2 separate regions of the Homo sapiens genome follow, and region 1 is linked to region 2. A link is an interaction called in ENCODE POLR2A ChIA-PET data of the cell type or tissue named here. Cell type or tissue: endothelial cell of umbilical vein. All regions are shown on one strand. Each heading gives the region's core, and the rest is flanking DNA. Links, peaks and the distances in the headings are about the cores only. Region 1 has its middle 44 kb from the start of MTURN. Region 2 overlaps NOD1 (nucleotide binding oligomerization domain containing 1).

Region 1 (4,388 bases), core at 306-4,305, 360 kb after region 2:
GATCTCACTTTAACCCTAGGGGAAAGGGATCGTCTCTCCCAGTCTCTAAATACATAGTCCCAGGGAAGTCCCATGATGGGCCTATTCTGGATCATATGCCCACGCTGTGGCCAGAGGCCTGGGGACTGTGACCGGCGGCCCAACCAGAGCTCAGAGTGGAGAAGGCAGTTCATTCAAAGGAATAAGAGTGTGCTCCGAATAAGGGGAGGAGATGAAGGCAGAAAAACAGATGTCCTCCGGAGTATGGAGAATGGGGTCCTATGGAGAGTGTCAGGTGCATCCTAATGCTCAGCCATTCTTCTGGAATCCTCCAACTGGGATACAGCTGTGGAGCACTGCAGCTGGCTCCGGGGCTCAGGCAAGGAAATGGTAGTGCCACATTCACATACAGACATGACTAGATGAGGGTCTTCTACTTGAAGGTGCCGTGACACACAGTGCAAAGTGGGGAGACTAGGGGCAGCAGTGAATCTTCTGTGAGGGCAGGGACAAGTGGAACAAATAAGAAAAGGCTTATTCCACCAGGTAAACTCCAGGCAGGATGGAGCCATACTTCCCTTTCAAACAATAACAACGACTATTATTACCACCACCGTTTTTGTAGCTCTTGCCTGGTGCTAGACACTGTGCACAATTCCCGACTTGATCCTTATAACAATCTTTTGCAATAGTTACTATGACTCCCACTATGAACGAAGGAGTCTTCCAGCTCCACAATCCTGTGATCATCTTTTCATACAAATCAAGTTGAGGATTTGGGATTTTATAAAAGTCTTGTGTAACACACAGAGACAGGGTCCTTAGTTGCTCACATACATGCCACAAGAGAATACAGGGCTTCCACGGGCTTCTATGAACATAAGGCTGAATGGTCCTTAAAACAAACGTGTGTGGAATAAAGTTTACTGCTCCATTCTCTCATCTGCCATCTCTGGATGGCTGGGTTTGATCAGCATAAGCTAATGCTGAACTAATGCTCTATGGCCCAGCAATTTCACTTGGGCAGAGAAAGGATTGACATTTCATTTCCAAACTCACAGAAGCACAAAGAAAGAAATCTTTCAGCTCCTTCGGTGAACTGCAGCCAATTCATGTGCAAAATCCCCATGTTGCTAAGAGTCTTTCTGGCTTCTTGTAAGATGACTGTCAACCACTCCAAATGGCTTTTTTTCCCTAATTTTCCATTTATTTCAGATGTACTGGGCAAGTCCCTAGGTATCATACTGGCATTCAGTCTTTCCCTTTAGCCCCAAAAGAATGTCCCAATCCTTAATGAGTTGTATAAAATGGAATGTTTGGATGAGCAATAGCTTCGTGTGGGTAAAGGAATAGCAGCTTATGAGAAAAATTAGCAGCGAAAAAAAAATGTAGTGAGATAAAGCTAGAAATTTTAAAGAACCTTGATAGGAGTTATGAAGCAAATGTCATTATAAGGAGCAGCACCTGCCGGGGGTCCACCACACTCTACAATGATTTTTAACCTTGTTTTTAGAAAAACACCTCCCATCCTCCATTAAAAAATAAAAAGATATCATAGGCATCAAACAAAAGTCAAGCAATATAGTAAAGTACAAAAAAAAAAAAGAGTAAAACAAAATCAATACCCACCTAAAAATAATCGTAATCCACTTTAGGTGAATATAATTCTTGATTTGTCTCTACAGAGATAGAGAGATAGAGGAAATATATATTTAGAGATAGGGTCTTGCTGTATTGCCCGGACTGGAGGGCAGTGGCCTGCAGCCTTGAACTCCTGGGCTCAAGCGATCTTCCCACCTCACTCTCCTGAGTAGTTGGAACTACAGGCATGCACCATCACGCCTGGCTAATTTTTAAAGATTTTTTTGTAGAGAAGGGGTCTTGCTCTGTTGCCCAAGCTGGTCTCAAACTCCTTGGCTCAAGCGATCCTCCTGCCTTGGCCTCCCAAAGCACTGGGATTACAGGTGTGAGCCACCATGCCGGGCTGAGGAATTTTTATAAACGTAAAATCATATTTATTTTTAATTTATTTCTTATCATATTTATTTTTAAATAAATAGCATTCAGCTAATTGGCTCGTATTTAAGACAAGAAACTAAAGTGAACTGAAACAATACGTATTTCTTTTTAGAAATCTGTTTATTTAAAAGATTACCAAAAAATTTAAGAAATTGTGTTTTTGAAAAAAGTTGAGACAGTATCAAGTCTCTGCTATGAAAATAAGAGGGCATTAGTGCTCTTATATCCTCCCTTCTCCCATTCCCAATTTATTAGCTATCTTAGGGTTTGTAATATTTATAATCTATATCTATACTGTGACTATAATTTCCAGTTTGACCTTGGTTCACCACCAGCTTTTTTTCTACCAGCTCATCCATCATTGAGTTATTTGGTTCATCTTTCCTATCAAATGGTTTCCTTAAGAAGGCACTCAGGTATTATGTTCTGAGTTCTTACCTGCTTAAGAGAACTTGACATTAGATTTGACGACTTGGTTGGCAATAATACATTTGAGTCATTCTTTTTTCCTACTCAGAACTTCGGAAATACTCCCCCATTGTTTCCCGTCACAGAATCTTGTGGAAAGGAAGTTTGAGGTCCCTTGGTGACTTGCTTTTTCTGCCTGAATGGTGAGGAATTCTTTCTTCATTCTTGAAGTTCAGGATCTTCATCAGGGTATGTTTTGGTGTCAAGTGTTTTCTGTTGGATTTCCTACAACATAGTGCACTCTTTTAATCTAAAGATTCCTTCCTTCATTTCAGGAAAAATCTTCTGTATTTTATCTCCAGATACTTTTTTAGTTCCTTTTTATTTTTGGTCACCAATTATTCTTATGTCAGAATATCTCGATACTCCTACATTTATCCTTTCAGGAATTACTCGAATCCCTGTTTTTAAAATTCTTCATTCACTGCATCATTTCAAGCCTTTTCTTCTGTTATCAATTCCATTTTCAACCATGTTTTTTGCTATTTCGAATATATTTATTTGTTCTATATTATTTTAGGGAAGTTTTCTTATCTCTGTCATCTGCCTTTTTATCTCATTCTGTTGTTTCACTGGCTCCTGAGTGCTTGTTTTATTGAGTTCATGTTTTCTAAGTTCTCTGAGAGCACAACACACCTGTGGGAACTTTTGTTTCTTGGACTAGCTTTTTTTCCATATTGGTTTCACCTGTTTCCCACTCCACCCCCATCCCCTTTCTGGCTGTAGCATACTCACACAGTTGCCAGGCCATCTTCCTTACATTTGCTCATGTTTAAGGTGAGCAGCTCTGTTCAGACCAGGTATTTGCTTTCATACAGTGTCAGTGTATTCTCCTTGACATATTTCCCATCTTGTTTGGCATCTATTTCGCTTCCCCTATAGGGTTGTGTTCTATGTACTTTCCTAATGGATGACACTGAAAATATTTAAGCATCAACATGTCACAGACATTGAGCAGACAGAACAGAGGTTGGTCATAGCTCTGGGCCACATGTTACTCCTGTAGTTGCTGGTCTGTGGGGGTGGTCTGGAGTGGGGGGGCGGGCTTCTTGTGAGAGGGGCTGGGGTGGCCAGAACAGCATGAGACACTTGGATAAGTGATTCTTTCCATCGTGGTGTGGAAGTATTTTGATATTTTAATAACCAGCACAGCCACATTAGTGTGTACCAGCCAAATATGAGCCCAGCCTGTTCGTGTCTTTGTGTCTGTATGGAGGAGGAAGGAGCTGTGTATAGAGGCTTTTACTAGAGGACTGGACTCTGCTCTGTCTTCTGATACTTGCGTTAAGTCCTGCACCACAGTGAATTCTGAATGGAGAGGAGACATATCTACTGTATGTACGGGGGACACAGCCTTTGGAATGTGGGTTTGTCTCTTAATTCAGGGATGAGCTAGTTCCAGTCCTCTGTTTCACCCATCTCTCCCCAGCAAACTCCATCCCACAACCCACCCCCACCCCACCCTACAACACCCCCACTCAAAATAAGGAAGAGATAAAGATACTCATCCTGCCCCTATTCACCAATTAACTTCTTTCCAAAACCCTAAATTTCAATGAGTGTTCTGCATCTTGCCAATCCCCTCTAGTGGGTGGGATTAGGAGCTCTTCTTTCTTACCAGAAAAATCTGGTCTTTTTGTTTGACTATCATCTTTTGAAGTTTAAGACACAAAAACAAGGTTGGGCTCCTTCCATTGCCTGGGTGCTAGTGAATTTTTTTTAACTGAGTTTTACTTTTTGAATTTTTATTTATTCTGGTTGTTCTTTATGTTCAGCTTTAGGGGATGAAGGGGCTGTGATCTGGCCATATTTATCCTAAAAGATCCCACATTACAATTTTAAAGGACTAAACCAGCAGCTCTGGGGGTTCTCACTCTGGGCTGCAAATTAGAATCACTGGGGAGATTTTAACATCAGTGACA
Region 2 (4,330 bases), core at 331-4,330:
GGTTCCCAGACACTTCATTTTTAGATCCCCTTTAAATTAGGAGGGAAAAAGAACATAAGCATAAGAGCATCCCCAGCAGCGATGTTCATTCAGTGCCTCTGAAGGCTGGAGGGCTGCTTGTTGCTGGGTGAGACTCGGAGGGGAACCGACTCAGGGTCAGGAATGATGACATCCCACGGTGGGTCCACAGTGAAGAATCTTCCCCGCTCCACTGTGGGACGCCTTAACAGCCCTTACTTCCACTTACGCTTTGCGTTATCTCCTGAAAAATAAAATGGAGACCACAAATTCCTTCTTGGTTAGAGGAATGACACAACTCATTTATGACATGACCCCGCTGGGACTCAGAAGAGACCAGGACGGTTTCTGGGGGAAGCAGTAGCACACTCGTGTGCTTTGTTCTCTTCTCTTGATTTGTTTTCCCACATTTTTAACAAGAAAAAAAGCCGTTTTTAATATATGGCCTATCGCCCTCCTACTGTGTGGCCCAGGTGCCTACCTCATTATGCCCAAGGGGTGGTTCTCACCTCTCCACTCTCATTCCTGCACAGCAGTTGTGTCAGGTTAAGAGGGACAAGGAGAAGGCTGGGCACCGTGGCTCACGCCTGTAATCCCAGCACTTTGGGAGGCCGAGGCAGGCAGATCACCTAAGGTCAGGAGTTTGAGACCAGCCTGGCCAACATGGGGAAAACCCGTCTCTAATAAAAACACAAAAATTAGTCGGGCATGGTGGTGGGTGCCTGTAATCCCAGCCACTTGGGAGGCTGAGGAAAGAGAATTCCTTGAACCTGGGAGGTGGAGGTTGCAGTGAGCCAAGATTGTGCCATTGCACTCCAGCCCTCCAGCCTGGGTGACAGAGCAAGACTCTGTCTCAAAAAAGAAAAAAAAAAAAAAGAGGTAGAGAAGTCCATGGCTATTTGTCTGTCCTTTTTATTTTTAGGCTCATGGAAGCCTCCTGGTTTCTTAGAGCTGAGTGGTTTTATTTCTTGCTCAGGAGGTCATTTCACAGATTTTCGGGCTCCAATATGTTGACTGTCACAGCAGCTGGGGGGATGGCATAGCTACCGGCTGTACTAAGAACTCAGAGCCCTGCCCTGAGCCTGCCTGAGGGTCCTTATGGTAGGAGGATGCCCCTCATGCCAGCCCGTGCCCTCATGCTTGTGTCACCTCCAGGTCCGCAAAATTCTGGACCTGGTACAGAGCAAGGGCGAGGAGGTGTCCGAGTTCTTCCTCTACTTGCTCCAGCAACTCGCAGATGCCTACGTGGACCTCAGGCCTTGGCTGCTGGAGATCGGCTTCTCCCCTTCCCTGCTCACTCAGAGCAAAGTCGTGGTCAACACTGACCCAGGTAGGAGTCAGCCCCAGCAAGACCGCAGGCACCAGTGCAAGCAGGGCCCTGGGGGGTTTGGTAATGGCTGGGCCAGCCCTGAGTGCCACCTCAGGAAGCAGGCCCAGGTGCTATTTTGATTTTAGAAAGGAACAGCTGAATCCTGTCTCCCAAGTGCAGCCCAGGTGGCTGCGATTGAACTGCCCACACCTCGATGGTCTGGTTTATAGAGGGGCCTTTGGAAGTATGGGAATGGCCTGTGTTCTGACCCCTTGCTTTCTTCCTATTCTGACATATGTAGACATTTTAATGGTTGCACAAATTCAAGGTTGTATTTTTTTTTCTTTTAAAAAAATCTTTAGCTGGACATGGTAGCACACACCTGTAGTTCCAGCTACTCAGGAGGCTGAGGCAAGAGGACTGCTTGAGCCCCAGAGTCTAAGGCTGCAGCGAGCTATGATTGTGCCCCTACACTCCAGCCTGGGTGACAGAGTGAGACCCTGTCTCTAAAAAAGGAAAGAAAAAAATTAAAAAGCCTTGCCAGGTTTGATTCTAGGCAAAGTATTCTGTCACCGTTGAGTGCCAGTCCTTATTTCCAAACTAATGGAAGACCCCATCAGTTAACTGATTAGTTCAATAAGTATTTTTTGCTGTATCCACCACATGCCAAGACCCTACACTGTGCTGGATGTCAGGGAGACAGTGGTGAGCAGACACAGACAGGGTTCCTGCCCTCAGGGAGCTTCAAGTCAGCTGGAAGAGACCACCAGTCAGCAATCTCAAAAATGTGTCAGGACAGCGGCAGTCCAAGGCATGTGAGAACATATCATTAGGGCCAGGATCTGCTCTGGGGCAGGAGTCTTCTTTCCCTGCTTTTGAACTCTCCACTTTGAGACAGCTGTTGGTAACATACCAGCACCAAGGACCTAAGTCCTGCCTTTTAAAGAATCCAATATGTTGTTGGAAACAGAAGCACAAGACAGGTGTGTGCTTAGGGGAAACAAGGCCAGCCGGCAGAGTGTCAGTGCTAGGCTCCAGCTTCCACAGCCCCTGCAGGTGCCTGCCAGCCACTGCTAGCTTCTGACTCTGTCTGCTCCTTCCTGTCTCCCCTTGTTTCCTTCCCCCATGAAAAAAAAAGAAAGTATTCCCATGAGGAATCATTCTTTCGAAAGACTTCTCTGTTGGTTCCGTTAGCCAGCTACTTTACTAGCTTTTACAGTGTAATTCACTCTACAAGCAGTCTCACACAAAAGACTACATATTGTATGATTCTGTTTATATGAAATGTCCAGAAAAGGTAAATCTATAGACAAAGCAAATCAGTAGTTGCCTACGGCCCAGGGATTGGCTACAAATAGGCTCCAGAAAACTCTGGGAAGATGGTAGAGATGTTCTAGACCTGGACTGTGGTGAGGTTTGCACAACTTTGTAAACTTACTAAAAATTACTGACAAATATATAACACTCCCTAACACTTTGGGAGGCCGAGGTGGGCAGATCGCTTGAACCCAGGAATTTGAGACCAGCCTGGGCAACATGGCGAGACCCCGTCTCTACAAAAAAACACAAAAATTAGTTGGGCTTGGTGGCATATGCCTGTGTCCCAGCTACTTGGGAGGCTGAGGTGGGAGGATTGCTTGAGCCTGGGAGTTTGAGACTGCATGATTGGGTCACTGCACCCTAGCCTGAGTGACAGAGCAGGACCCTATCTCTAACAACAAAAAAGCAGTGTTGGTGGAGGAGGGCCAGCGTGGCCATCTGGCCTGGCCCTCGAGTGCGAGGGGCTTCAGTGTTTAGCTGCAGTTCAGTGATGACACTGTGCGGAGGAATAAGGGTGGCCTGTCTCAGACACTGATCCCAGCTGAAGTTTGTCACCTTCTTTCTGGCAAATCTGAGGTCAAGCAGAGAGATCAAAGCCTGGGGCCCTCAGGGTCAGGAATGCTGGCTCTGTGACGCTCCCCAGGTCCTGCATCTGAGGAGTGGCTGCGCTGGCCTCAGGGCCCAGGTTGTGAATTTTGTTTATGCACTCGCCTCTCCTCTTTGAGACCTCCCTGTTTGATGCTGTTTCTGCCTCTCTCCTCACCCTGCTGCTGTGCCCTGCCACCCCCTCCCTCCAGTGAGCAGGTATACCCAGCAGCTGCGACACCATCTGGGCCGTGACTCCAAGTTCGTGCTGTGCTATGCCCAGAAGGAGGAGCTGCTGCTGGAGGAGATCTACATGGACACCATCATGGAGCTGGTTGGCTTCAGCAATGAGAGCCTGGGCAGCCTGAACAGCCTGGCCTGCCTCCTGGACCACACCACCGGCATCCTCAATGAGCAGGGTGAGACCATCTTCATCCTGGGTGATGCTGGGGTGGGCAAGTCCATGCTGCTACAGCGGCTGCAGAGCCTCTGGGCCACGGGCCGGCTAGACGCAGGGGTCAAATTCTTCTTCCACTTTCGCTGCCGCATGTTCAGCTGCTTCAAGGAAAGTGACAGGCTGTGTCTGCAGGACCTGCTCTTCAAGCACTACTGCTACCCAGAGCGGGACCCCGAGGAGGTGTTTGCCTTCCTGCTGCGCTTCCCCCACGTGGCCCTCTTCACCTTCGATGGCCTGGACGAGCTGCACTCGGACTTGGACCTGAGCCGCGTGCCTGACAGCTCCTGCCCCTGGGAGCCTGCCCACCCCCTGGTCTTGCTGGCCAACCTGCTCAGTGGGAAGCTGCTCAAGGGGGCTAGCAAGCTGCTCACAGCCCGCACAGGCATCGAGGTCCCGCGCCAGTTCCTGCGGAAGAAGGTGCTTCTCCGGGGCTTCTCCCCCAGCCACCTGCGCGCCTATGCCAGGAGGATGTTCCCCGAGCGGGCCCTGCAGGACCGCCTGCTGAGCCAGCTGGAGGCCAACCCCAACCTCTGCAGCCTGTGCTCTGTGCCCCTCTTCTGCTGGATCATCTTCCGGTGCTTCCAGCACTTCCGTGCTGCCTTTGAAGGCTCACCACAGCTGCCCGACTGCACGATGACCCT

What was found. Peaks named below come from ENCODE experiments on the same cell type or tissue, not always from the same donor. Only the 100,000 strongest peaks of a DNase experiment are listed, where the experiment ranks them.
Region 1: POLR2A ChIA-PET joins it to region 2 with 6 read pairs; 2 of 35 experiments call an interaction of 5 or more read pairs at or near these places.

What each region holds. Positions count from the first base shown.
Region 1 is chr7:30,088,456-30,092,843 of GRCh38, reverse strand. It overlaps a transcript of PLEKHA8 not described here. Among named protein-coding and RNA genes, the nearest start is that of MTURN, 44 kb to the left of the region's middle. In endothelial cell of umbilical vein, for the core only: no CTCF peak of the experiment used is centred there; a DNase peak (open chromatin) is centred at 2,533.
Region 2 is chr7:30,452,155-30,456,484 of GRCh38, reverse strand. It overlaps NOD1 (nucleotide binding oligomerization domain containing 1), which reads left to right. Exons shown (of 14, transcript NM_006092.4): 5 at 1,174-1,348; 6 at 3,445-4,330. Among named protein-coding and RNA genes, the nearest start is that of NOD1, 24 kb to the left of the region's middle. In endothelial cell of umbilical vein, for the core only: no CTCF peak of the experiment used is centred there; a DNase peak (open chromatin) is centred at 2,384.